7 separate regions of the Mus musculus genome follow, and regions 1, 2, 3, 4, 6 and 7 are each linked to region 5. Evidence: chromatin loops called from intact Hi-C (ENCODE). Cell type or tissue: heart. All regions are shown on one strand.

Evidence for each region. Peaks named below come from ENCODE experiments on the same cell type or tissue, not always from the same donor. Only the 100,000 strongest peaks of a DNase experiment are listed, where the experiment ranks them.
Region 1: a loop joins it to region 5, with 2.4 times the contacts of the local background. A loop is called at or near these places in 9 of 42 quality-filtered maps.
Region 2: it touches region 5 in a loop (2.3-fold over the local background); 12 of 42 quality-filtered maps call a loop at or near these places.
Region 3: a loop joins it to region 5, with 3 times the contacts of the local background. A loop is called at or near these places in 4 of 42 quality-filtered maps.
Region 4: it touches region 5 in a loop (2.6-fold over the local background); 11 of 42 quality-filtered maps call a loop at or near these places.
Region 6: it touches region 5 in a loop (4-fold over the local background); 14 of 42 quality-filtered maps call a loop at or near these places.
Region 7: a loop joins it to region 5, with 6 times the contacts of the local background. A loop is called at or near these places in 37 of 42 quality-filtered maps.

Annotation. Positions count from the first base shown.
Region 1 is chr15:100,303,161-100,307,160 of GRCm38, forward strand. It overlaps Mettl7a1 (methyltransferase like 7A1), which reads left to right and starts at 1,657. Exons shown (of 2, transcript NM_027334.3): 1 at 1,657-2,184. The coding sequence starts at 1,687. In heart, no CTCF peak of the experiment used is centred here; DNase peaks (open chromatin) are centred at 1,221 and 1,611; H3K4me3 peaks cover 1,675 bases; H3K27ac peaks cover 998 bases.
Region 2 is chr15:100,186,531-100,190,530 of GRCm38, forward strand. Dip2b (disco interacting protein 2 homolog B) reads left to right here. Exons shown (of 38, transcript NM_001159361.2): 24 at 3,502-3,611; 25 at 3,726-3,806. Among named protein-coding and RNA genes, the nearest start is that of Atf1, 39 kb to the right of the region's middle. In heart, a CTCF peak has its summit at 2,210 (motif pointing right); a DNase peak (open chromatin) is centred at 3,761.
Region 3 is chr15:100,143,447-100,147,446 of GRCm38, forward strand. The region is part of intron 4 of Dip2b (disco interacting protein 2 homolog B); the gene reads left to right. Among named protein-coding and RNA genes, the nearest start is that of Atf1, 82 kb to the right of the region's middle. In heart, a CTCF peak has its summit at 2,123; no DNase peak of the experiment used is centred here; H3K27ac peaks cover 219 bases.
Region 4 is chr15:100,373,209-100,377,208 of GRCm38, forward strand. It overlaps Methig1 (methyltransferase hypoxia inducible domain containing 1), which reads left to right. Exons shown (of 4, transcript NM_001024672.3): 3 at 1,671-1,805. It overlaps Higd1c (HIG1 domain family, member 1C), which reads left to right. Exons shown (of 4, transcript NM_001002900.1): 3 at 1,671-1,805. Among named protein-coding and RNA genes, the nearest start is that of Higd1c, 11 kb to the left of the region's middle. In heart, a CTCF peak has its summit at 2,089 (motif pointing left); no DNase peak of the experiment used is centred here.
Region 5 is chr15:100,037,042-100,041,041 of GRCm38, forward strand. Dip2b (disco interacting protein 2 homolog B) reads left to right here and starts at 1,623. Exons shown (of 38, transcript NM_001159361.2): 1 at 1,623-1,868. The coding sequence starts at 1,769. In heart, no CTCF peak of the experiment used is centred here; DNase peaks (open chromatin) are centred at 1,660, 2,350, 3,830, 3,970 and 1 weaker place; H3K4me3 peaks cover 2,703 bases; H3K27ac peaks cover 2,182 bases.
Region 6 is chr15:100,461,800-100,465,799 of GRCm38, forward strand. The region is part of intron 1 of 5330439K02Rik (a long non-coding RNA gene); the gene reads right to left. It also overlaps a transcript of Letmd1 not described here. Among named protein-coding and RNA genes, the nearest start is that of 5330439K02Rik, 4.6 kb to the right of the region's middle. In heart, CTCF peaks have their summits at 2,129 (motif pointing left) and 3,864 (motif pointing right); no DNase peak of the experiment used is centred here.
Region 7 is chr15:100,125,400-100,129,399 of GRCm38, forward strand. The region is part of intron 2 of Dip2b (disco interacting protein 2 homolog B); the gene reads left to right. Among named protein-coding and RNA genes, the nearest start is that of Dip2b, 89 kb to the left of the region's middle. In heart, a CTCF peak has its summit at 1,553 (motif pointing left); DNase peaks (open chromatin) are centred at 82 and 1,522; H3K27ac peaks cover 677 bases.

The sequences.
Region 1 (4,000 bases), 270 kb after region 5:
TAGTTGGTGTAATGTTCCTGGTTGGTTGGGTTTTTTTTGACAGGTCTCTCTCTTCTATAGTCCTGAGAGGAGTACTGTGGAACTCACTGTACATGCTAGGCTAACCTTGAACTCATAACATCTGCCTGCCTCTGTCAGTTCTGGGATTAAGCTGTGTGCCACCAGGCCAGGCTGTTGTATTTGTAACACGTGTAGGGTATATAAAATATGAGTAGACTTTAGCATATGTGTAGGGTATATTAAATATGAGTAGACATTAAAACCTTCATACACACCTCTTTTTGGATTAGGGATCAGTGACAGAGTATTTCCCTGGCTTGTGTAAACCCCTCAGTATCACCTATTCTACCTCCAAATACAAGAATTAAAACAGAACCCAGCTCAGCCAGTGCCTACCACTCCTGTTTCAGGATATGAGTTTTTCCCCTCTGCATGCTGCCGACACCTGATATGAATATCAGATGGCTATGCTAGCCTCAGGTCCATCTCCTCTGGAAACCAGCAGTGACTTTCTTGATCTGACTCGCTGAAGATTCTGAATAGTTTCCTAAATCTTCTAGTTATGTCTGTTCCCACTGTCATTCACACATCAAAAGCACTCAAGTCTTATGTAGAATCATAGAATCACGTTGACAGTTCTTAACTCGATTACCACCTGTAAGACCATATGTGAAATATGGAAGCAAACAATTTAAAAAGTAATTTATCTTCTTTGTGAATTTATGACTCAAAAAACAATTCCCGAAATCAGTGCAGCTGGGCATTGTGACAGAGATCTGCCATCTCAGCGCTGCTTGAGAAGTCGCAGAGGGATCAAGAGAATTCAAGGCCGGCTGGGGCTAAGGAGCAAGACCCAGAAAAAAACCCCAACCAAAAAGACTGGAGATTGAAGCTATTTTATAAAGCCCATCAGAAGCCAAACGGGGACTATCCTGAGCACCTCTACTTTAAATGGGCGGAGTTACATAATAACCAAGCATAAGATTGGCAGTTGCGTTTTAAACTGTCAAACAGCTCAAAACAGTGACACAGCAAAGATCCTTCAGATGAATAATTAACTTATGAAAGGCTCAGTTCAGAATGGGAACTGAGAAACTGTTGGGTGAGTCTTGGCAGGGTTTCCTTTCACTTCCTTTACACAAAAACAGGTTTTGGGGCGGTGTGTGGTGGGAAGAGGAGAAGGGAAGAATAAGCCTGCGATGAAAAGGGGTCTCGGCTGCCATCTTCCCTGGTGCGCTGACCTGCTCCTCTTCCTAAAAAAGGCTTGGGTGGGTGATGCGAAAGTACACACTGTGCACTAGCCAACCGCGGCCGGAAACTAGCTGCAGCCTCCAGACCCAAACAAAGCCAGGCAGGACCAGGGTCAGGGTTCAGGCTGCAACCTTCCAAAGGGATGGGGGGTGGGGGGGGAAGGTGGCAGTCTTGGATCACTGAGCCGGCCAACTGCTAGCCGGCCGGTGGGGTTAGGGTGGGGGTGGGATGGACGGTGTGGGAGTCAGGCCGCAATCGGAGCCCTACCCGGCTCTGCTATTTTGGTTCCCCCCCCCCCCCCCCCCCCCCCCCCCCCGCTCAGCCGGCGCCTCCTTCCTCTCTGATTGGCTCTGGAGCGAGGCCAGGAGCCTGCGCTCTCCTTCCCCAGGAGACACTTCTGGGGAAGCAGTAGCCCTTTCTCCTCTACTCGCAAAGATGACGCTTGCCGTCCTGGCCCTGCGGCTGGTGGTCTGTACCCTGGCGCTTCCCATGTTTCTGCTGAACCTTCTAGGCTTGTGGAGCTGGGTATGCAAAAAGTGCTTTCCCTACTTCCTGAAGCGATTCTCCGTGATGTACAATGAGCAGATGGCGAGCCAAAAGCGGGAGCTCTTCAGCAATCTGCAGGAGTTCGCCGGCCCCTCGGGGAAGCTGACTCTGCTGGAGGTGGGCTGCGGCACCGGAGCCAACTTCAAGTTCTATCCCCCCGGGTGCAGGGTCACTTGTATCGACCCCAACCCCAACTTCGAGAAGTTCTTGTTCAAGAGCGTCGCAGAGAACCGGCAGCTGCAGTTCGAGCGCTTCGTGGTGGCAGCCGGGGAGGACATGCACCAGGTGACCGATGGCTCTGTGGACGTGGTGGTCTGCACCCTGGTGCTGTGCTCGGTGAAGAACCAGGAGAAGATTCTGCGTGAGGTGTGCCGAGTGCTGAAGCCGGTGAGTGGCAGGAGTGAGGACTGGCTAGCTGCAGCTAGGAGTGAGGGTGCTCCTATCAGTTTCGGGTGGATTCTAAACCAAAACAAACAAACAAACAAACAACAAAGCAAAACAAAACAAAAATACCAAATGACTCCAGAAGAATTTTGCAAAAGAGAGTAAGGGCTGACAAATCAGAATCTAGAAAGTTCTAAACTGCCAAAGGGGGAAGAGCCTGTGGAGAGTTTAGATGTCAAACTTGGTAAAGAAGCTCCCAGAAACAGCTGAGGGGTCACCCACTCATTCAAACAAACAAAAAAAAACCTTCCAAGTCCCGGCAGGCAATGGGAAGCAGAGGCAGGTGGATCTCTGGAAGCTCGAGGGCTCGGTTGCCAGCGATGCACAGAGACCATGTCTCCAAAATAAAACAAGCAAAATTTACAGGTCACTAAGGATACTGGTTCTGTGTTTTGAAATGGGTCAGGGAAAAAGATGAGCAACTGGGCAGGAACCAGAGTATAAACTAAAGCAGACAATCATGAGACAGACTGTAAGGCCGTGTTTGCTTCGGACAGTCTCAGAGACTCACAGTCTATAGTGCTGGGGGCAGGGAGGGGGTATCTGGTAAGGACCCCCTCATACAGGAAGGGGCTTGGAAGCCTCATTGAGAAACATCAAAACATCAAGTGAATGCACTATCTCTATTAGAGATTCATCTATAGCTACACATATGTAAAACACGTCCACCCAAGGGTGCTCTCTTTCTCTCTCTCTCTCTCTTAAGATTTATTTGTTTTATGTATGTGAGTACACTTGTAGCTGTCCTCAGACACATCAGAAGAGGGCATTGGATAGCATTACAGATGGTTGTGAGCCACCATGTGGTTGCTGGGATTTGAACTCAGAACCTCTGAAAGAGGAGTCAGTGCTCTTAACCATGTCTCCAGCACCCCCTCCCCCACCCCCCCAAGGATGATCATTAAAGAAGCATTTGCAGTACTGCAAACTGGAAAGAGACCATGTGTGGATGGGAGCTTATCACCCTCAGGAACTCTGTAACAATTACAAACATCAAGAGCTGGGTGTGGCAAACCACACATAGAAACCCACTGACAGTCTCAGGATCTCAGAGGGTGAGAAGGATGCGAAGGCAAGCCTGGGCTATACACGGAGATCAAGGCCAGCCTGAATTATATAGGAAAATCTTATCAGAAATCAAAACAAACAAAAACTTTAAAAAAATCCACCCAACAGAAAGAAACAACAAACAAACAAAGCATTCAAGACGACTGATCTCTCCAGGCTAGAAAAGAGAAAGGTGCGGAGGAAATAATGTTAACCTGTTCACGACAAAGGTAGGAACAGGGGTTACAGCCAGGGAGCTGAACTCTGTGCAGCCAAGAGCAACAGCCACTTTGAGCCTTTCTAGTAGTCTGAAGAAATTCTTTGTACTTGTGACTATCAGGTTAAATGGGTTTGTTTTGAACAAAGCTGAACTTGAAGTGTGATAATCTTAATGTTTCAGCTTATTGATTTGAGAACTTGTAGGGAGGTGACACTGACACATATGCACACTCCCACATAATACAGTCATACATACACACATACACACTCACACACTGTCATACACACTCACACTCTCTCACATACATACATATACTCTCACACACACACACACTCACATACATACTCATACCTCCACACACACACACACTCACACCTCTCACTCTCTCTCACACACATGCACACACACATACAGGCACACACACACACACACGCACACACACACACACTCACATACATACTCATACCTCCACACACACACACACTCACACCT
Region 2 (4,000 bases), 150 kb after region 5:
GCTCCCCTGGGACAAAGACAAAGTCACGTGGCTCATTAGTACAGAGCTGAGCCTGCAGCTCTTGGTGCCATTGTAAGGTATTGATTTGCTGTGGGAATCCCATGCCTAGAATTAGCTTTCATTCCTTGGAGCTGTTGAAGTTTGATGTGGGCCTACAAGAGAACAGACATTTTCTAGATTATAAATAGAAGATAAACAGCATGCTTTGTGTTTGCTATTTTCAAGATATAAAGCAAAAGAATACAGACTGCCACTTGGAAAATTAAAAATACACAAATCCCCTTCTTGCCTGATGTCTAAACAGACTCACATTCCAGGGCTGGGAGAAAGCTAAGGCACGGTTCCCAGTAACCAGTTCTGATCAAATGTATGTCAGTCCAGTTTGGAAGGCAGAGACAGGTAAATCTCTGTGAGTTCAAGACCAGCTTGGTCTACATAGTAAGTTCCAGGCCAGCCGGGGCTACACAGTGAGAACCTGTCTCAATGAAAGAGGAAGGGACTTCTATGGCAAACGTGGCATACATGTTGTGTGGGGTGTGGCTAGCTGGAAGGAAGGGACTCAATGAAAGAGGAAGGGACTTAGAACTGATCTCACTAGCTTGTGCTGACATCTTTCCATTAATAGAGAAGGGAGTGAGCAGTCTGGTTAGCTTGCTGTGTGCCTGGAAACACTGGAGCTCAGATCCAGCCTCTCCAGGTACCCCAGGCCTTCAAATGCATTGAGAGAAGAAGATGAAGCAGAAAGAGTGGTTTTTGAATGCACTTTGTGTGGTGACCTTGCTGAAAGGTGACCAGCAGGCACAGGGGTGCGGGGATGCAGCCGAGGTGAGCCCACAACTCCCTCTGCAGCTTGGTGTGAAGATGCCAGTACAGTGTACTGGTTGAGTACTGCGGGTACTGCCATCCCAAAGTCCAGCCACACCACTTGGCATCAGCTACCGTATTGTAGCAACAGCGGGTTCTGCTAGTGGGAACAGAAGGTTTATGGAGGCTGGCATTCTGCTCTGTGTGCTCATTCATTGGCTCTTGGTTGTTGGGGCTCCTGTTCTAAAGAGTCTGAATCAGTCTTCCTCATTACTCAGGAAACGTAAATGGGAACTGGAGAGGTGGCTGAGTGATAAAGACTCATTTTGCTCTTCTAGAGGGTCTGAGTTCAGATCTGAGCATGCGGATCAGGTGTACCCTCAGCAGATCAGATACCCTCTTCTGGTCTCCATTGGGTTCCCACACATGCTATATTCATGTTCCCTCACAGACATAAACATAAAAATGAAGCAAACTGCAGAAGGAGGGTCTCGAGAACATCATCTGCATAGGTCTATGGCAAACGTGGCATGCATGTTGTGTGGGGGGTGGCTAGCTGGAAGAGTGTGGGTTTAGTGTGTGCAAGCCCCTGGATTCAATCCCCAGCACTGAAGAAACACAAGGACAAATGTGTCTACACCTTAAGTCTCATTGCTTATGTTAAAAATGTTAAAAGCTGGGCTGGTGAGATGGCTCAACAGGTAAAAGCACAGACTGCTCTTCTGAAGGTCATGAGTTCAAATCCCAGCAACCATATGGTGGCTCACAACCACCGGTAACAAGATCTGACGCCTTCTCCTGGTGTGTCTGAAGACAGCCACAGTATACTTACATATAATAAATAAATAAATCTTTTAAAAAATGTTAAAGCCGGGCGTGGTGGCGCACGCCTTTAATCCCAGCACTCGGGAGGCAGAGGCAGGCGAATTTCTGAGTTCGAGGCCAGCCTGATCTACAAAGTGAGTTCCAGGACAGCCAGGGCTATACAGAGAAACCCTGTCTCGAAAAATCCTAAATAAATAAATAAATAAATAAATAAATGTTAAAAGCTAAAAGTTATCAAGCCTATTTAACGTTAAAAGTCTTCCATTTATTTACTGTGAGTAAATCATATTTTAAGTAATGGTATGGCTGTTGTGTTTTTTGAGATAGGATCTGGCTGTGTCACCCTGGCAGGCGTGGTCACCCTGCCTTCAGCCTCCCCATTGCTAGATTACACAGATGCCCACCGTCTCCTGGTGAGCAAGGGTGTTTCAATGAAAAGTCACGTTAGAGTAGATGCTTTTAAAATGTTCTTACAGGTACAGTAGACTTTTAAGTTTTCCTTTAAATTTCTTTTTGTGTGTATTTTTGTCAGCATTTGTTCCTATGTATCACATAGTGCAGTGCCCAAAGTAGCCAGAAGAGGGTGTAGAATTCCCTGGAACTGGGTTGCAGATGGCTGTGAGCCTTGCTATTGGTGCTAGAAATTGAACCCAGGTCCTGAAAGAGCAACAGGTGCCCTCCTAAGGACCAGCTCCGTAGCCTCCAGTGTTGCTCTCTCTGGGATTGCCTCCTGAGGCCTCGTGGCTGAGACCGAGAGCAGAGCAGTTTGAGAACACTGACAGCTAGCGAAGCTTGTGTGAGTGAACCACGCCTGGATATTTACTTTTGAAAGTGAGCCTGGTGCCATTTCCGTATATTTAAGGTCGTGCAGATGCTGCAAATGAAAGAACTGCGTACTAAGCACCACCGTTGCTCAGAATCCAGCTGGCAGCAGGCTGCTCTAAGCACCACCGTTGCTCAGAATCCAGCTGGCAGCAGGCTGCTCTGTGGGGACTTTCCCCGTTGACTGTACAGTAGATCGCACGCCTCATGACCCGCTACCCATACTAAGAAAGTTTCATGTTTCTATTGGGAAAGGTGCTGAATTAGTACAAAAGAAACGTGAGCCTTTCTTCACTTGCTTGTTTCAGCTGACTTTTTCACTGCAGTAGCAGGTCACGGTTGCGCATGACCCTTGACTGCCTTATTCTAACACAGATGGTTAAAGGCGTGGGCTCCCCATCTCATTGTTTACTTTTAATAAAGTACTTCTCATAGCCTCTTTACAGTATGCATGACATTTTCTCTCTAGTTCTCTCTCTTTCTCTCTCCCTCTCTCTCCCTCTCCCCCCCCCCAGATACACACACACACACACACACACACACACACACACACGTGCGCGCATTATGGCATACATACATTTAGAAGTCAGAAGACAAGCTGCAGGAAGGACTGGGTTTTCTTCTCCACTCTGTGGCCCTACAGACGGACTTCCTATCATCAGACCTGGCGGCAAACGCCTTTACCCACCGAACTGTCTGCTTGCCCAGCACTGTTCATGTGTCTAATGAACGCAGTCTATATCCTGTAGGTGATAACTTCTTGTAGAGAGACATAGGAACTGTAGACTGTGGAGTGCAACTGTCTCTGTAGATCTCAGTTCAGTCGTTGCCTGTGTGCCCTTCCCCCCACCCCCCATTTTATCTTTCTCCAGTCCTTCCCACTGCCCTGCTTTGTCCACAGTGTGTACATATTGGTACCTTTTTCACTGGAATACAGGCTCTTGGCCATTGCTGAATGAACTTTTGAACCAGTGTAGGCCAGTCTGGAAATGCTTTGGGAGTATGTAACTTGAACCACTGTTCTCAGGTTGGTTTTGTTTGGGTTTGCAGGTGTAGGCCCTGCTTCTGTGATGGTTGGGAATCTGGTTGCTGGTAAACGCATAGCACAGGCTGCCGGAAGGGACCTGGGCCAAATAGAAGAGAATGACCTGGTGAGGAAGGTAAGCCCCATTCGGCCAGGCTCGTCCCTGTGAACACAGAGTGCAATGGGAACTATTACATGAATCCTTGAAACTTGCTGACCCTGAGTCCTTTCTTCTGCGTTGTGATTTTAGCACCAGTTCCTGGCAGAGATTTTGCAGTGGCGAGCCCAGGCAACTCCTGACCATGTCCTCTTCATGCTGTTAAATGCCAAGGTATTAAAATCACTTGCAAGATTGGAGAGTGTTTGCCCAGCATGGGCAAGGCCCTAGGCTTAACCCCAAGCCACATAACTGGGCATAGTAATGCATGCCTGCAATCCCAACACTTAGGAGGTAGAAGCAGAAAAATTTGGAGTTAAAGATCATCCTCAAACTACTTAGCCTCGGCCAGCCTGTTCCATGAGAAC
Region 3 (4,000 bases), 110 kb after region 5:
TGGTGCATACTTGAGGCCTACTCATTCAGAGTCTTGGATGGATTCCCTTCCACATTTGTGCAGTGTACAAGATGGGTCCTGGGCACAAAGGGGGCTCTCAGTCTTGTAGCCGTCCGTGTTGGCAGATTCCCTGCAGAATAGCTGAAGGTTCAGTTTCAGTAAATGGCAAAGGGCGGGGAGCTGTGTGACACGCAGCCCTCTCCCAGCCTCTGACAAGGCACTGTGGCTTCAGAGTAAATGGCTGCTCTCATGGCTCTGGGTTAGAAGAGAGAGCCCATCAAAGAATTGAGAAGGCTCTCAAGGAATGGGAACCTGTTTGGCAGGCCTTTCATAAAAGTCACTGCCACCGGGAACTTAGCAGCTCTCTAACCAAATCACAGTTGTTCACTGTTGAATGGAACCATAGTCCTTTGCAGTCTACTGCAAGCCTCTATATTTCTAAATGTGCGTGCTCTGTTCTTGTGGAACCTTCAAGAATTTTGTACCATAATGCTCTTGATCACATTCCAGGTGTTAATAATTTCATAACAAAGATACAGTCCTCTCTTCTAAGACCTGACTCAGCAGAGCAGAGTGATCAGGTTCCCTGTCCCTTTACCTTCTGTTCTAGGGACTTCTGAATAGGATTCAAAACACCTCTATGTGCTATTAGGGACATCTGTGTTGCAAGTAGAAAATCTCTCCCATTTTGAGGAGCTGGGCCTGGTGGTGCACGCCTTTAATCCCAGCACTCAGGAGGCAGAGGCAGGTGGATTTCTGAGTTTGAGGCCAGCCTGGTCTACAGAGTGAGTTCCAGGACAGCCAGCGTTACACAGAGAAACACTGTCTTGAAAACAAAAAAACAAAAACAACAAATAATAATAATAATAATAATAAAAACAAAATAACAACAACAAAAAAACAAACCCCGAGATGTTGAGGTCCCTCCAGGCTATCTCACACAGCCCCCCAGTGTGATAGATCTTGGTTTTCTCATTCAACTGTCCTGCATATACCCAGGTACAAGTACTTTGCTCCAGAGAGGGAAGGTATGAGACCTATATCCTCAGGTTCTGCTAGCTTCTTCTGTTAGCAGTGGAATTTGCCGCTTTTGGGGGCAGTGGTGATGCACGCCTTTAATCCCAGCACTCAGGAGCAGTGGAAGGCAAATCTCTGAGTTCTAGGCCAGCCTGCTCTACAGAGTAAGTTTCAGGGTAGCCGGAGCCACATAGAGAAACCCAGTCTAAGAACAAACAAGCAAGCAAAAGTGGCTTGGCTGCTCCTTTTGTAGTTGAAGCCACTTAATGTGTCCCAGGACCTGCAACCTCTAACTCAGGGCCATCACATAGTTTTATCTAGCTATGTCCTTTTGCTAGTCCTGAGGACCAAAGTTAAGAGGCTGTATTCTAGGGAGGAGGAAGAGGAGGAAGAGGAAGAGGAGGAGAAGGAGGAGGAGGAGGAATGATGGGATTGCTCATCATTGAATATTTTTAAAGTCAGCATCTGGCAATTATACAATGGTCAGAACGCAGGCAGCTGGGGTGGCTCAATGGAGTTTGAACCTCCAGCTCCTTCCTAGGCTGAGTGCAGTGGTACACATCTGTAACTCTAGCACTGTGTGCGGAGGAGGCAAGTGGGTTCCTAGGGCTCACTGGCCAGCCAGTCAGCCAGTCACCAAACCCATGTCAACCTCTGGCCTCCAGAAACACACACCTGCAAGCACACCCCACCCACACATACAGCCTCCTGTGTACCACAGTCCTCTTCGATCTTTGTACATTGACTGTCAGCCCACACGTCCGTGTGCTGTGTTGTGTGGAGCTCACTTCTGGGGCACAAGTCACTCTGCTCTCCCTGTGGGAGGTACAGTCTCCTGGGTTACTAACCGGATGAAAATTGAGAGCTGCCTGATCAAACGGGTTTAAGGAGGAAAAGCTTTAAGGGGGCGGACGTTTTGGCTTTATTTATGGTGTCATGCAGTTTAGAAGCAATGAGAACAGTTGGCATGGAAAATGATTTGTCTTTTTTTTCATAAATGACTCTCAGATAAGACCTCAGTCAACCTAAAATGTGATTATTGACGCCTATGTTAAACTGCCGTGGATTAGAAAACTCAAGTTTTCTAAGTGTGCAGTGACTCCTAGTGTTAGCACCTGTGGCCTTCCCCATCCTTTACTGCCTGAGTGACTGTGCTGCAGTTGTCTCATGTGCTGATGTCATGAGGCGATGACCTCAGCTCTCTTTATAGAGGTCCTTTGTGTAACGCCACTGCTCATTCATACAGAAATAAATACAGTGCTGACCCACAGACTAACTTAGTTATTTCGGTTTCCGGGCTTCCCTGCAGCCTGTGAGGTTATTGTTTGGTGCAGTGAGAGAGGGCAGGTGACCCCAAGTGGAGGGAAGCTGTGTGTGGACGTGTGCTCTGACAAGGTTCCTACCTGCCAGGGATGGGCTGGACGACAAGGAAAAGCTTTTCTCCATAATGTGTTAATCTCAGCCTCTGCATTTCTTTACCTAAGAATGATGCCCTGGGGCACACTGGACATTGCTGGTTTTCATCCACCTCAGAGGTGTTGTATGGGATTGCGGTGCCTTACCCTGTGCCAAGGACTTTCACTAAGACGGCCCTGCCAGGCTGTGTTGCCTGTACGTGTTTGCAAGATAGGGAGAGCAGTGGGTCTGCAGACAGGAGAGAGCCAGATGCTCATTGTCAGTGGGTAATGGTTAACTCAGTCCTTATCAACCCTAAGTGTCACAGGCAGGAAACCCCTCTCACCTGACAGTTGCCTATATATGCACAGTACCACAGAAGGGTAAACCTAACTAGCCATCACCTCCTGAGAGCTGCCATTCTGTCACTTAAATGTTACTTGAAAGAGAATCCCTAGGCTGGGGATGAGGCTCAGCATGAAGCACCCCCCCCCCTTCAGTCCCTAGCACCACACAACAGATTTAGTAGCAGGAGAAATGGCTCTTCTGTGTGAAGAGCTTGCTTGCAGTCACCTGCTCCATGCCCAAGTGAGATGTCGCGCTACTTTGTAGTGATTGTTAGAGTGCACGCTCATCCGGCATGTCAGTGCACTGTGGCTTACTCGCCTAGACCTAATTTTGTTACCTGTTGTGTGGGCCCAGAGGCGGGATCTATTGTTCCTTTCTTTTCTAAAAGATTTTTTTAAAGTTTTGTATGCCTGAGGGCTTTGGCTATATGTATATATATATGCACTGTGCCATCTCCTAGAGCTGGAGTTACAGGCTCTTGTGAGCTGCCATGTGGTAGCTGGGAACTGAACCTGCGTCTTCTGGAAGAGCGTCCAGTGTTCTTAACTCCTGAGTCATGGCTCCAGCTCTGGTGGGCGCTGTCCTCCAGGGCCCGTCCACTCAGTGCTCCTCAGCACGTCTCTGCTTTCAGGTGGTGTCTGTTTCAGGTGCCATTTTCATTCTTGTAAGTCTTAGCAAGTTTCAAGTTAAGTCTTTTTCAAAATTTGAAAAGCCTTTTCAAATTTGATTTTTACAGTTTTATTCAATTAAGATTGACATAATATAAGTAACTTTGGAGGGGACAGTTGGTGCTGTCTTCACACACCCCAAGCCTGTAGCTATAGCTACAGCCTAACAGCACATACGTAGGTACGTATTTTGCCAGGTTGTGACATAGAAACACAGTTAAGATAATGCCCATCTCTGCAGTCTCCTGAGCGCTTCACGTTCCTCTCACCCCGATAACCACTGCTTCGCTCTCCTTGTCTCTGTGTTGGCTTGTGTTTTCTCTAGATGTTTATGCAATAGAGCCATGCAGTTTTGTCTCCCCCACCACCACCACCACACACACACACACACACACACACACACGCACACGCACAGGTAGAGCAGGAGGGATGGGCTAACTTTCATTCACCCTAAGTATTTTGAAACTCTTCCATGTTGTATCCATCCCAATAGACGGCTCATGGCTGAGTCTGACTATAGTCTATCCATCCATTTGTCTGTGCTTGGCCATTTGGGTTGTTTCCTGTTTTAC
Region 4 (4,000 bases), 340 kb after region 5:
CAGGGAGGGGTTAACCCCCATGGGGAGCATGAGTGGGGGCAGGGCACTTTACACCATTCCACAGGGTTGTAAGGGCAGCTTCCCAGAGTCCAGCAGTGATTTGATGATGTAATGCATGGCTCTGCTGAGCTGCCTCCATAGGAAAAGCAACAGATTTTGTCAAGGAATCAAATGTATGCTTACCTTCATGCACAGGACCGGGAACCAGGACGTTGTGACTCAGGAAGAAAGGCAATGTCTAGGTTGAGGTGTGACTTGTAACTCTGGAAGTGAGGCTAGAAAACAGTGGGACACAGATGGAGAGATGATCTCTGGCCTTGTGACTCTCACTGTTCTGGGGTCTGGAAGCTGATGGCTTCTGGAAATTTAACTCTCTCTTGCTATTCTGTGGCTAAAAGCTGCTCCTTTCTGGAGATTCATTCCTGCTGACAGCAGCAGGGGATTAAGAAAAGAAGTTAGTTGCTTGGGTCATTTTCTCTTTGACTTTCAGGGCCTTTCACTAATCAGGTGAGAGGCTCAGAGTTCGTTAACTCTTTGTGAGTCAGATTGAAAGGAAGAGAGTCAGGCACACAGAAGTAACACACTTAGCTCCATAAGTTCATTATAAGTTTAAAGCAATAATTTTCATGTCATAAGTTAGCACGGTTTTGTCAAGAGACAAGCCATCTGCCTTGTGTCTCATTACTTCGAAGTCTTGTATAGATAGACTAGCTCATCGTTTATTTTCTGTCCTTGCACCTACAATAAGTTGTCCATTCCCAGCTTCTGACGTTGAGTTACCAGAAAGAGGCCTCGTTCCTAGCCTAGAAGGAATGATTTCCTTGATTGTAAATGTGTTCCAAGCCTGCTTTCTTTTTCGAGTGCAATCAGCTCAGGACACATGAAGGTTTACAGAGCTCTATCTGCAGCTTTTATTCTATAGAGGACTTAAAATTACTTGTACTAATTTAGGAATTATGAAATCATCAGTTCGCCTACACAGCATTACTACATGAAAGTACATCTTCCTATTGATCCTGCAGGAGATCACTCAATAGGGTGGGCTGATGCCCAGAATCATTAGGCCATGCAACAGTGACAGGAAAGGCATCTCAGCATTGAGAAACAATCCTGGGCGGAAGTCTCTGAGGACCCTGCATCTCAGAGCTCACCCATCTCAGCCATGCAAATGGTGGACTATCTCCTGAAAACTTACTTGGTTAATATAGCCTTCCCTAGATGGCTTTTGACATATTGTAATGCAGATGTTCCAAAATCTAAAACACCCACAACCCTCACTTCTGACCCTAGTGTGATGGATGAAGGTCACTGATTCTACATCTTGTCTGTCTTCCTTTACACGCACGGCCTTTCATTTGGCTAAGGGGAATGCTCGCCTCTTGTTAATCTAATTCATGTCTGTTTTAAAATAGTCCATAAGCTTTGTTATGGATTTTTAACAAATGGGTTTCTTTTTAAAATACATAATTTATCTTTACTTTATGTTCCCTGGTGATTTACCTGCCTGTCTGTCTGTGTGAGGGCATCAGATCCCCTGGAACTGGAGGTACAGATAGGTATGGGCTGCCATCTGGGTGCTGAAAATAGAACCTTGGTCCTCCGGAAGAGCAGCTAGTGCTCTTAACTACTGGCCATCTCTCAAGCGCCCTAATTCATCTTTAAATTCACAGGCATGGCAGGCTTTGTGGCTGTGCTGTCCTACGGTCTTTACAAGCTAAATTCCAGAAGAGAGCAGAAGATGTCCCTTCATCTCATCCACGTGCGGGTTGCCGCCCAAGGATGTGTGGTGGGAGCCGTGACTCTAGGTAAGCTGCTGCCTCTTCTTAGGTCTGGCTGTCCTCCGTGGGTGTGTGGCCGTGTGCACGTGTGTGTGTGTGTGTGTGTGTTGTTTTACTTATTCTGTAAATTCTTGGCAGAAGATAAATATTGGATTGAAATGATATGAGATAAGGAGATTCCCTCGGGGGCTGGAGAGATGAGGCAGTTAAGGGCACTGCTTCTCTTGCAAAGGATTCAGCCCAGCACCAATTTGAAAGCTCACAACCATCTAATTCTGAGGGTTCAGGCGCCCTCTTCTGGTTTCTTTGGGTATCAGGCATACCTGCAGTGCAAGTTCACACATTCAGGAACTCATATACAGAAAATAAAAATGGACCTTTAAGAAAGCAAGCTGATATAGTTGAGGCCTCTCAATTTCTTACGATTTTCGCCTGATAAAATACAACAAAATTGCCAGACATAAAAGGGATGGTGGTCACCTTCTCAGGGCAGCTGTTCCCAACCTTCCCAACACTTTGACCCTTTAATACAATCCCTTGTGTTGTGGTGACCCCAAATATAAAATTAATAACTGCAACCTTGCTACTGCTTTGAGTTGCAAATATTTGATATGCAGGAAACATGATATGTGACCCCTGTGAAAGGGCCATTCAAAGGGTTCGAAACCCACAGGTTAAGAACCCCTGCTCTAGAGGAAGGTGCTGGCATGGCTCGGCTCTACACAGCTCCACTAACAGCAGTGGCTGTGCCCCTCAGCCTGTCTCACGAGCAGATGAGGAAGCTCCTTAGAGGCCAGAGACCTAAACAGCCTTTTTACTTTTGATCCAGCAATGAAGCTTTGCCCGGTGGCCGACATGCTTAGCAAGGAAAGATTAGTCTTGATTAGAAAGATTAGTTAGAAAGAAAAGATTAGTGGCTTAGTTAGGGTTTCTACTGCTGTGACGAAACACCATGACTGAAAGGTAAGTTGGGGAGGAAAGGGTTTGCTTGGCTAACACTTCCACACTCTAGCCCATCATTGAAAAAAGTCAGTGCAGGAGCTTAAACAGGGCAGGAACCTGGAGGCAGGAGCTGATGCAGAAGCCACGGAGGGGTATGTACTGGCTTGTTCCTCATGGCTTGCCTAGGGAATGGCACCACCCACAGTGGGCTGGACCCTTCCCCATCAATCACTGATTATGAGAATGCCCCACAGGTTTGCCTACCTGATCTCCTGGGGCATTTTCTCAATTGAGGTTTCCTCTTCTAGATGACTTTAGCTTGTGCCGAGTTGACATGAAACTTTCCAACAGAGACCATCTAGGTTTTGGTGGGCTCCCTGCATAGCCCTGGCTGGACTGGAGTTTAAGGTGATCTTCCTAATGCTGCCTCTCAGATGCTGGGATTACAGTTATGTCACTGTGCCTGGCCTGCACTTTTGAGGTTTGTTTGCTTGAGACAGAAAATCTCTAGGCAGTGTAGGCTGGCCTCAGAAATCACTACTGAAGTCCAGGCCAGACTCGATATAACAGTCCTCCTTAATTCTGAGACTGCAGGCAAGTGCCTGATAAGACAGGACAAGCAGGGACAATTCAGAACAATCAAACAGGAGCTAGAATACACGGGACAGACTAATTCCTACAGTGGTTCTGGTTGGCTGTTTCCCTAGGGGCCTTTATGAAGCTTATTGCATATATTGCTTATATTGCATATTGCTTATATTGCTTATATTGCATATTGCTTATATTGCATATTGCTTATATTGCATATTGCTTATATTGCATAGGTGGTACCGAACCCTTTCAAATCTTCCCCATTCAGGCTTCCTGGTACAGGGATTATGTGTGTGCTCCTTATCTTGCTCAACAGTTTATGCTTAAGTGACCAGATCAGTGTGAACTTTCTAACTTGACAATAGGAACTATCAGTTCAACTACACCAACGCTTCTGCAGGCAAGGCCATCTCAACCAACTAACTATAACTACGTTTCCAACTTAGCCTGGTAGAACTCCAAGGGGACCCTAATCTCACTGCTGGAGAAGCGTACCAAGATGGCTTCTGGGTGCAGTAAGTTTACACAGTACAGCACATTAAAAACGTTTACTCAGCCAGGCAGGGCCACACGCCTTTAATCCTAGCACCTGGGAGGCAGAGGCAGGTCGATCTCTGAGTTTGAGGCCAGCCTGGTCTACAGAGTGAGTTCCAGGACAGCCAGGGCTTCAAAGGCAAACCCCGTCTCAA
Region 5 (4,000 bases):
TTTGAATTTAGCTCCTCAGTTTATGTAATGTTGGGGATTGACTCCTGGGCTCCCTGCTTCTAACATCCCCAGCTTCCATTTTGGAGCACCTTGGAAAGAAAGAGACACTAGGATCCCCTCAGGCTGTGTGTGCCACCCCCCCCCCCCCCATGCACACAGTGGGGAAAAAAATCATAAATCAGTTGTCTCCCTGTGACAAAATTTCAATACTAAACACAAAAGTTACAATGTAAAATAAAGATCTTAATAGTTTTTGGTAAGAATACAGGAATGTAAAATTTGAAATGTAAATAAAGAAAATAATAATAATAAAAGAGGGGAAAAAGAATACAGGGATTTTTTTTTTTTGGCCTTCCTTATATATACTAAACTAGAATGAGTACTTTTGGACTACATATAGGTTACATACTGAGGTGGCTAAAAAAAAAAAAAAAAAAGCTATCCCCAACTCCCCATCAAGCTAGGGCACGTCTTTGATTCCAACACTCAGCAAGGAGGCAGATGAAAGTGGATCTTTGTCCTTTGTCGGTTGAGTAGAGAGTTCCAGGTCAGGCAAGACTGCATAAAGAGATGTCTTTCTTTCTTTCTTTCTTTCTTCTTCTTCTTCTTCTTCTTCTTCTTCTTCTTCTTCTTCTTCTTCTTCTTCTTCTTCTTCTTCTTCTTCTTCTTCTTCCTCCTCCTCCTCCTCCTCCTCCTCCTCCTCTTCTTCCCCTTCCCCTTCCTCTTCCCCTTCCTCTTCCTCTTCCTCTTCCTCTCCTCCCCCTCCCCTCTCCGTTCCTCGCTCCTCCAGACAGGGTCTTAACTGTGTAGCCCTGGCTGAATAGGAATTCACTATGTAGACCAGGCTGGCCTCAAACTCAGAGATTAGCCTGCTTCTGCCTCTTGTGTGCTGGGATAAAAGGCGTGCACCATTATACCGAATGCGGTGTATGTAGCCGTGTGTGTAGAGGTCTGCAGAGGTCCTCAAGCTGGCATTAGACGCCCAGTGCTGAGAACTGAGCTTAGGCCTTCTGCAGAAGCAGCCAGCGATTGTAACAATGAAACCATGTCCCCAACCCCTATTCCCACAGAAGTTCTTTTTATAAGTCTTTAGGAGTCAAGGCAAGATGAAGCAAGTTCGACTGTGATCTTTTTTCTTGTGTTTTGAGACAGGTCTCATGTAGCCCAGGCTGGCTCTCACTGAGGAGAGAATGACCTTGAACTTCAGATCCTCCGGTTTCCACCTCCTGAGTGCTGGGATTACAAGAAGCACCGAAAAAGAAATCAAAGAGTTGTTGGCAGGCATAATCCAGAATCTGGGGTAGATGAAGGATGTGGCCTGTAGGCAGGTCCATCAGGGAAAATGGGGGAAAAGACATGACAGATGCATGCTCTCCCGAGTGAGAGGGACTGGAAGAAGTAAGGGCAACGTCCCGGAGTCCTCTTGCTTGAGAGTTTGTGGAAGGTAGGCGTCATATGCAGCAGGTGCCGCATCTTCCCAAGGAGAGCAGAGCAGGCGACGGCAGCCTGCGCTCTCCAAGATCCGCGGTAGAGGGCGCTGTAGCCACGCCCGTCCTGCGTCTCCGGGGCGGGACGAGCTCCAGGCCGGGGGGCGGGGCCGCACGCTCACGTGACCCTCGCTCATGGCGGCGGCGGCGGCGGCGGCAGCGGCAGCGCCGGCGGCTCTCGGCGGCTGGAGCCGGATCCTGTAGCCGGGGTGTGGGCCCGCGTCAGTCCGTCCCTCCTTCGGCCCCCTCTCGTCTTCCGGAGTGTGGCTGGCGCAGCCGCGATGGCGGAGCGAGGCCTGGAGCCGTCGCCGGCCGCGGTGGCCGCGCTGCCCCCCGAGGTGCGGGCGCAGCTGGCTGAGCTGGAGCTGGAGCTGTCTGAGGGTAGGCGAGCGCGCGGCGGGCCGGGCGAGCGGGCGAGCGGGCGGCGGCCTGTGGGCGGCTGGGCTGGCGGGGCTCGCCGCTCCCCACCCGCGAAGCGCGGCTGGGCTTTCATTGTTGTCCCTGGGGGGCCCCGCAGGACCCGGGGACGGGTCAGCTGGAGACAAAGCTGCGCCCTCCGGCTGACACCTTGCCCCTCTGCTGCCTTGCTCCCGAAGGGCCGCTCGCCTGTCCCCTCGCTCCGGCTTCAGAACGAGGCGCAGGGGGACGCCGCAGCTGCACGTCTTCCTGCTTCTCTAACAATGCGAGGTGCCTCACCAGTGACAGGCGTGAGAAAGGAGCGGGGGAGCCATTGAGGGTCCGAGGGAGGTCGGAAGCGGTGGCGCTAACCCAGAGACCCCCCGATCCGCTGCCTCTAGACCGCCTCTGTCCTTGGGAGCAGCAGGCTTTTCTTGCCACCTGCATTCAGTCTAGGTTTTCCTATCTGGTCACCTTTTGGAGTCTTTGTAGAGGTGGCTACCGGGTACATGCAAATCCTGGCCGGCACCCTCTTTCTTTTGACAATGGATTGGTACAGGGAGGGTTGGGTTTGTGTAGATAATTTCAAACATGGACTAAATCTGGGCTCTGTTACAAGAGAAGTGCCTTGGATAACAATGAGGACCTCAATGCCGGCTGTGGGCATGTGGTCAGGCGAATGTGCTGTGGAGATCAGCTTCTCTGTAAAGTTCCTGTTTTTATCGCAGGCGGCCTCTGAACAAAAGCAGCATTTTCTCCGCGCTTGGTTTCCGTACACTTCGCTGATGTCTCCAGAGTTGCATATTGTTGAATTCCTTGCCAAAGACCCTCCCCAGTATTTTTCAAGTTCACTAAAAACTGTTGATTGGAAAAGAGTAAGGAATGTGATCAAGTTCCCAGGAGCGTTCTAGTTCCGACTTTTTGTTAACTTGTCACGACACTGGGCTTTTTCAAACCTTTTTGAGAATCACTTATAGTGAAAAGCCAGAAGTGCGTTTGAGTGTCACAGATCTTACTCGATTGAAGGAAATAATTAATTTTAATAACCCTTTAAGGCTTTCCCAATGTGTAGGGTGGTGATCTTTTCACCTGCATGCAATTATCAACATATTACTTTTCAATTAATCAGTGGGGAAGCGTTTAGGAAGATAGGAAACCTTTGGGTTGCTTGCCCGGTGATACCTTTGGTTACAATATTTACCAGATTTAAAAAAAAAAAAACATTTGAAGTAGTTTATTAAAATATATTTCCCTTAAGGTTTTGTTTTTTTCTTGTCATCTTCTTGTGAAAGTGTTGCCACCGAGTGTGACGAATTCCATTCAGATCTTTTAAAACAGTTCTGTATTTACTTTCAGTAACAAATCAGCTATAGCTTTCATTAGCCAGAATGGGAGGTTTCCCTGGATGTTTGCATGAGGGGGAGATTAAAAATAGGACCTGATTGCTTTCACCGGGAAAGGGAAATCCTGGGTGCTCCCCTTGGTATGGATCTGCTCCACACGATTATTGTTTACAGCTCTTGGTGTTTCTAGACATCTTTGGAAGGCTCTTTCTAGGTTCCACTACTGACTAGCTCACCCTACTCCCTGAAAAGGTGTGAAAGTCTTAGAAACTGGGAATGCCAGGGTTTAAATGTTTTGTTTTTTTTTAAGGACCAGTGAATTGGTTATTCTTCCACGCAGGATACTTTGATTGGCACACGACTTAGTTTAAATTTCTCTCTTAAGGATTTGTACTGCATTGTCCTGCATCTTATGTCTTTGCACTCTAGAAGAAAATAGCAGTTGAGGAACCTTGAGCCTGCAGTGTCAGCGTATTGGCCATCTGTCTGTCCTGCTTCAAGTACACAGATGGTTGGTTAGAGATGTAGGAAGATGCTATCCAGAGTTCAAGTTATAAAAATAAATCAGGGATCCCCAGATCTGTGGTAGTGTTTGTGACATCTGCAGCATATTTTGAACTAATCTCGTTCCCTTTTTTTTTTAATGTTTTCTTCATAATTACTGTTCTGACAGAAAAACTTTGCCTCGCCCCCTCCCCCACTCAAGCCTTTGTCCCGACTTGCTGACGTTGGTGAGTTCCTTCTTTCCGTTGCTGGTTTTTGTAGGTTCAGGCT
Region 6 (4,000 bases), 420 kb after region 5:
TTGTTAACAAACACACAACACACAATCCCCAGCCTTGCCCATGCCTCTTGCTCTCTGGAAGCTGATTCCCTGAGTCACTAGCCCTGCTGATTGATGATGCAGCTTCTGCTTTCCCTTCCTGGAACACGAGAGACCGAGAGAGCGTGTGTGCTGCAGTCATCACTGCCTTTTAGGTCTGTGTCCGGGGGTGGGGGTGGGGAACTGTTCATGCCTGTCATCACTGTGGAGAAAGGGCTAGTGTTTGTGGACAACCTTGCTATGGGCCACTTAGCAAAGCCTCGTCTAAAGACAAAACCAAACCAAACGATACTAAATTAGGCATAAACACACTCCCTAATGAACCGGATCAAGATTATTGCCTAACGAAGCCAGACAGCCAGTGAGGTTCTACAACAGAACCAAATGGCTACCAGAGGGGATCTCAGGCTGGCACTCCATTCCGGCATTTAGAACTGCACCTCTCTTCTCAAGTCTGGGCCTGGAGGACCTTTGGCAACAGCCCAAGGGATTCAGGGCAAAGACTACTGAGAAGGTTAAAGTCTTTAAGGAAACAGCAGGCACAAGCAAGCAGTAACTGAAAAAAAAAAAAAAAAAAGAGTGCGGTCAGCAGGGGACTGCCCTAAGCACTTTACCTGTATTAACTAACAACACCAACAGCCCTGACAGACCCAACCTTCACCACCACCACCACCTCCTTTAAGTGTGGACCGCAGGAAAGCTTAAGGAGCCTGAACCAAAAGTTAACACAGCCAAGAAGTAAGGAGACTTGGTCAGGGTGGAGAATGCCACGGTGGACAACGTGGACAGTTTCCCGTGGTTTCCCCATGGGTCACATGGAAGCTCTCAGATGCCCACCGACCCTCACCAGCTCTCCTCCAATATTTTGCCTTTGCTGCCTTAAATCACACTGTTGAAAACCAAGGGATAACAGAGTGTCTCCATTTTATACAGGGGAAACTCTACTTCTGAGGATGCCCTTCCAAATATGATGTATCCAAGAAATGGACAAAGAATCCAAAGGTGGAATATCAAACAAGCTAGTTTTGAAAGTACTCTTTAGTCCCAGCACATGGGTTGCAGGGGCAGGCAGATCGGGGTCTACATAGTGAGTCCCGGCACAGCCAAGGCTACATAGAAAGACACCCCCGACCCCCATGCCACACCTCTAAACAAAAGGGACCTCTAAAGCCACAGAAATGAGGTGCATCCACTGTGTGCAAGATATCCCCATAGATATGTCCCAAGTGAAGTGTGAAAGGCACAGAGACCATCAACAGTCCAGAGAGCAGGAGGCCCCAGGCCTTCCCACCAAGGGTTTGCTGCTGCTGCTGCGACACTGCTCTCTGAGCTGCCTCAGGTAGTTTTCTTATGTTTATTGCCCCCCACTTGAGATGCCAGGACTAAAAGCAGAGATGGGTTACATAATAACCGAGCAAGCCTGGACTTCTATAGTAAGACTCCATCTCATAAAAGAAACAAAGACACTAAAGAGCCTGCCTCGACTCTGCTGTCTTCCGAAGCTGTTCCTTTAAAAAACGCCAGACTGCCAGGCTCCGATCCCCCTGCACCCTCTCTCCTGTTCCCACTACAATCATTCTCCATTGTCAGGTTTCTCTACCAAAGTTCTAAGCTTTTTGGGAGAATGGCCAGTCTTGTAATTGCCTTTATTTTCCTGAAACCTGGCAGAACAGCAACAGAGCAGTCTCTCACTTAGATGAAGATCAAACAGCAAAAGCTCACTGTGAGTCAGGGATGAGTACATAGGTCTTAGGTAGCTTGAGCTAGCCTCGACTCATGCAACAGACGAGGATGACCTTAAAGTTCTGAGTCTCTTTTTTTGAAGCTACAGCATGTGCCGCCACACCCGGTGTGTACAGTGCTGGGGATGGAACCCAGGACTCCCTGTATCCTAGGCAAACACTATACTCACCTAGCTACCTCTCAGCTGGTCCCCATTTACCGCATCATAAGTCTGCGGCCATTTAAAGATACCATCTGGGAGCTGGAGAGATGACTCAGTGGTTAAGAGCCCTTAGTACTTTTGCAAAGAACCAGTTTGATTGATTCCTCACAGTGGATTACAACCTTCTTAAATTTTAGTTCCAGGGGATCCGGCGCCCTCTTCTGGCCTCCTCGGGAACAAACATTCAGACTAGTGTGCATGTGTGCATCATGTCACAGGGCACCTGCGGAGTGGAGGTGGCTTTTTCCTTCTGGAGGAAGGATATCTCTGGGATATCTGGGAGAGAGAACTCAAGTGTCTTTATTCACTGATCCATCTTGTTGGCCTTTCTTTTTTATACTTTTAACTTTTGAGACAGGGTCTGTGTGTCACTGACTGGCCAGGGCCTTGGTTTGTAGACCAGGCTATCCCGGAACCCGGGTGCCTCTGCCTTCTGAATATTGGGATTAAGGGTGTGTGCCACCGTACCCATCTCTCTTTCTTCTAAAAGCTCCCATTTGTTCATTAATTATTGACTTTTTTATTTTTATTTTTCAAGACAGGGTTTCTCTGTGTATCAGCCCTGACTGTCCTGGAACTTTCTCTGTAGACCAGGCTGGTCTTGAACTCAGAGATCTGCCTGCCTCTACCTCACTAGAGCTGGGATTAAAGGCACGTGTCACCATGACCCATCTTAATTTTTGCCATTTCTATTGATTTATTTGTATGTGTACATATGTGTATATGAGTGTGGTGGTATTATATGCTTTAGTGTCCACCTGGGGGCAGAGGAGAATGTCCGGGTCTGTCTTTATCACTGACCGCTGTGGTACTTCTTTGAGGTGGGTTTCTTCCTGATCCTGATGATGACAGAGACACACACCCAACAAGCAACACACTTAACATCCTGTATAAAATATGTATTTATTGAAACAGGGTTTCACTATATAGCCTGGGCTAGCCTGGAATTCACTAGGTAGACCAGGCTGGCCTTGGAATGCTGAGACCCTCCTGCCTTTGCTTCCCTAGTGTGGTGGGATTAAAAGAACGCACCGACTATAGTGGCGCACACCTGGGGTTCCAGCTCTGGGGCCATGGAAACAAAAGGTTCAGCTTGGCTATATAGGGTATGATGTTAACCTCACATTTGTCCTCTGGGTCAGAGCTAGGATCAACTTGAGACCTCTATGCATACCTGGGGTGGGGTGGGGATTATCTTGACTAGGTTGATGTGGAAGACCAGGGGCAGTCAGTTCCTGGGTTGAGGTCATGGAGTGTATACAAAGGAGAAAGTGGTCCTATAGCGGTGACGCACACCTTTGACACCAGCATTGGGATCTTCAAGTTCAAGGCCAGCCTGGTCTATAGGACCAGGGATACTTTGAGAAACCCTGTCTTGGGGTGGGCTTGGGGTGGGGTGGTTAGCTGAAAACAAGTAGTTGTCACTGTCTCCTCTCCTGCCTGGCAGTACCTCAGGCTCCTGCTCCGGACTTCCTTTCCAGAACAGACTGTAACTGAGCCAAAATAAATGATATTTGCTTATGTTGTATAGAGGGCACAAATGCTCACTGATAAGCACTAGAGAAACCAGGGATGTCAATCACACCAGGTTGTCTCCTCAGTGGAAGAGATGGATGCCTGTTTTCCACTCAGATGGCTTGGCATAGATGTTGTTCATGACCTTTGCTCTCTGTAGGGCCAGACCTCACCCAAATCTCCGGAATGTTTATCCAACTCTCTCTCCCTACACCTTTAGCTTTAGCTTCCTCGGACAATAGAACCCATCTGTCTAGTTAGGGTTTCCATTACTGTGAAGAGACATCATGGCCAAGGCAACTCTTTTTCCTTTTTTACATTTTTTTTTTTTTTTTATGAATGAGAGTACACTGTTGTTCTCAGATGCACCAGAAGAGGGCATTGGATCCCACTTCAGATGGTTGTGAGCTACCATGTGTTTGCTGGGATTTGAACTCAGGACCTCTGGAAGAGCAGCCAGTGCTCTTAACCACTGAACCATCTCTCCAGCCCCCTAGGCAACTCTTACAAAGGGCATTTAAT
Region 7 (4,000 bases), 88 kb after region 5:
CCAGTCCTTCCTCTCGGGGCTTCTTTTTCCCCCTGAATTGTCTAAAAGCCCACAGGCATCAAGTGGTCCTGTATTCACTTCCGAAACTGAAGGCCTTTGGGTGTGACTGCGAGCCAGTTTCACTCTGCAGCCCTTAATGCTGCCCTGCTGCTCAGCCCACTTCTTTTCCTGCCCCTCTGACGTATCCTGAAGGTGGAGTCCATTCTTCTTGCCTCACAAGACACTCTTGGAGTCGCAGAATGAAGTTCCTGAAATGTTCCCTTAGTCTCTGGCACAGCTATTTTCCTGGTGTCCTGTGGCCCAGAAAAATCTGTGGTCAGGATCTGTGTAGGGACTTGATCAGGGCTGCTGACCCCTTCCTTCCCAGGTTAGGAACTCAGCACTCATGGCCTCTTTCTCCGGACACGAGGAGACGTGAAGAGACGTGAGGAGACCTGAGGCTCTCTGTAAGTCCCAGGGCCTAAGCTCCTCAGCAAAGGCACAGAAGGACTTGGGCAGCTTCATCTGTCCTTGGTGAGGAGGAGAGCAGGGGCCTTGAATAAGGACTCAGGTGACAGTTGACACACTCTTCTGATGTCTCATCTGTGAGGGACCTCCTACTTTGTTAAAAGCATCGCCAGTCAGTGTTACTATACAGATGAGATGAGATGGATTAGGAAGCCTGTAATGCCTTCACTTGGAAGGCTGAAGCAGGAGGATCCTGAGTGTGAGGACTACATAGCAACCAAGTATATATACATATACTCTGTTCTGTATAGCCTTGATCTTGTCTCTTTACAGGTGGGAAGGGAAGGAGGGGGCCAGAGAGTGGGAAGAGCTGCAGTGTTACCTCCTTGTTGCCATTGGGCTTAGCAGGTGAGCTGAGCTGCTGTTCTTCCCGGGTCTGTTTTGTTTATGAGTGAGCTACCTGTTCCCAGCAGTCTTCCTTGTCCCTATCAAGGTTCCCACCCCTTTACTGGTTTGCTATGAACATCACATTGGAGGAAAGAGGTGTGCCCAGCTAGGTCCTCCTTCAGTGTCTCCCTTTCCTGAAACTTAATTCCTGTCATGTGGGTCACAGAGCCTTGCTCTTTTCCTTTTCAGCAATACCACAGGGATGGGGGCTAGGATGGGTAAGTGGGGGTGGGGGAAGACACATGTGTGAAGTTTACAAAGAGCATGCAGGGTTAAAACCATGAGCCCTGATGATCATTACCTCACTGCACGGCTGAGAGCATGGCAGCTCTGATCACCTTTGCAGTGAATGTTTTGTCCAGTGCTTCATCTCTGAGCTGCCTTGCTTGGCACTGCTCCTCCTCCATGTGTGAATATCTCTGAAGTTACAGGCAGCAGCGTCAGGGGTAAGAACTGAATTGGCGTCTCCTGTGTTCCTGGGTGGGAACGTTGTGCTGTTCCTTTCTGGGCTGTGCTTGGGTCACTACGTTCAATCAGCAGACACATAGAAGACTCACCCACGCTCAGAAGAGCACATTGTGTGCATGATGACTGTTGAAAAGGGATGACATGTAACAACTCTACCGCTCCATTTAAAGGAACCGCTGACCCCTAGTGGCCGCTCCGCATAGCATAGCTGCCTGAAGAGCCAAAACATCACTGTAGTGACCTCTGTTAAAGTCACACGGGGAGGGGAGACTGCATTTGTAAGGCTGCAGCCTCTAGTCCAGTCTTTATACTTAGTGCCTTTCAAGTTACATCAGTTTTATAAGTACCCCCGTGTCTATAAACTAAATAGCGGGAGGGTAAAGAATTCTGTTATAGCTAGTCACTGCAGGTTCCATCTAGTCCTTACTATAGAGAAAGTTATTTGTTCAGACTAAGGGTCTGAGTTTTTCACTTTAATTTATAGATTATCTATTATGTTGCTATATATAGTGATTCCACCGTTGCTTTTAGTTTTTTCTTGCCATGGCAGTAAAATTAAACACTTTATCCCAATCATGGGGCCTTGTATTGAGGCTCCCCAAGTAACTCCTGAGATGTGGTTGGATAGGGATGGTCCACCTCTGGCAGCATCTTGCCTGCCCGCCTGGTAGATAGTGCTCTGCCCTCCCATGCCCTCAGACTCCTCTGTCCTCCCCTTGATAAGGCCCGGGTCGTGTTGTTCCAGTTTCATCCATTAAATGGTGCACTGTCAGGCAGAGTGTAATAAATCTCCAGCATCTGTGACCTGCCCGGAGACTACTTCTTTCTTCTCACCCCAAGTCCATGTTCACTGCTAGTTCCTGTAGGAGAGACAGCTAAGTTTACAGTGTTGGAGAACTCTGCTCAGAGGGTCACCTTTTATCTAGAAACATAATTTGGTTTGATAGACCATAGCTTTTAGTTTTAAGAGAATCAATATCACTTTCATTTTCTTCCTTGGTATTCCCTTAATGTTCTATCATGAACAGCTGGTTTCATGTGCAGCAAAAGCTTTAGCTGTACACAGTAGTACACACCTGCAATCCCAGCACTCTGCAGCCAGCCTGTCTCAGTGCAGTACCTAGAAATCAAAGTCGATAAGTTTATAGTGACAGATTGTTCAGGAAGATGAGCTCCTGGCCTGCACTAAGTTCTGCTAGATTCACTGTTCTTCCTGGAAGTCTGATTTACTCTTGGTTTTTATTTTACAACTTCTTTTTATAATTACTTGTTTGTTTAGTGTGTATGTGTGTGTGTTTGCACGCACATGTATGCACACAAGAGCACCTGTACCACAGAGTATGTGGATCACAGGACAACTTGCAGAAGTCATTTCTCTCCTTCTGCCATGTGGGCCTTGGAAATTGGACTCTGGCTCTGAGGTATGGTGGCTACTGAGCCATCTTGCTGATGCTTTTGTTGTCTTTGTAGCCCAGGATGATCTCAAACTCACAGCAGTCCTCCTGCTTCAGCCTCCTGAATGCTAAAAAGATAGTTGTGGGCCAACTTTCATGGCTGCTTTTACAATGTCTTGTCAAGTTGGAGCAGATGCACTACACACGCAAACTGAGTTTATTCTGACATAAATCTATGTTTGTATGACATGTGCTGGGTATACTTACTGAAACTGTAAATAGAACGTCTGGGTTGATTTCTGACAAATTAAAGTATGTCGATTGTCACAGTTTTAGACGTAGAGGAAATGGGATGGCTTAGAAGCTTGGATTCCTATGAAGACAGAGACATGCCCATTACTCAGAAGAGAGCTGTGTGGGCTTTGTTTCTGGTGCCCATTCACTTGTGCTCTGGCCCGTACACCCGCTGACCCCATTTTCATTAGAAGGCTTTCTCTGTGTATGTTTCCTTTTCCTGTGATGACCTGTAGCTGATTTTGATTCCGAGTGGAGATATGTGCTCTTTCCAGGTCTTTCCCAGATTTATGCCTGCCACCTTTTTTTGTTTTTGTTTTTGTTTTTGTTTTCGAGACAGGGTTTCTCTGTGTAGCCCTGGGTGTCCTGGAACTCTGTAGACCAGGCTGGCCTTGAACATAGAAATCTGCCTGCCTCTGCCTCCCGAGTGCTGGGATTAAAGGCGTGTGCCACCACTGCCCGGCTTGCCTGTCACTTCTTCGTGGCAATGTTTTATCTTCACTTACATTATTTTTCTCCTTTTAAATTAGTTACATCAAAAAAACATAAAGCAGAAACATATTTGAGAAAGATATTTAAAAATACTTAGATTTGAATGTCTCCTCTTTTAAGTAAGAATTTGCAGTCCTTTTTAACATTTAAAACATTAAGTACACAGTTTGGAAAGATCATGTTCCTTTGAGTGATTTGTTATGCTGTTTGATCAGTACAAGAAACAGCAATAGATGATACATCTGTAGTTTTATATAGCCTCTCCAAAAAAGAAAGAAAAGAAAGACAAACAAACAAACAAACAAACAATCCAACTTAAACAAAATCCCCAAGCCAACAGGAACCTGTTGGAAGGATCAGTGTGCCACCTGAAACCGTTTTCCCTGTGCATATTCACAACGTAGCTCATGCGTGCTAATGTGATTTCCTTCCTGTATTTATCATCTGACTTTAAAAAT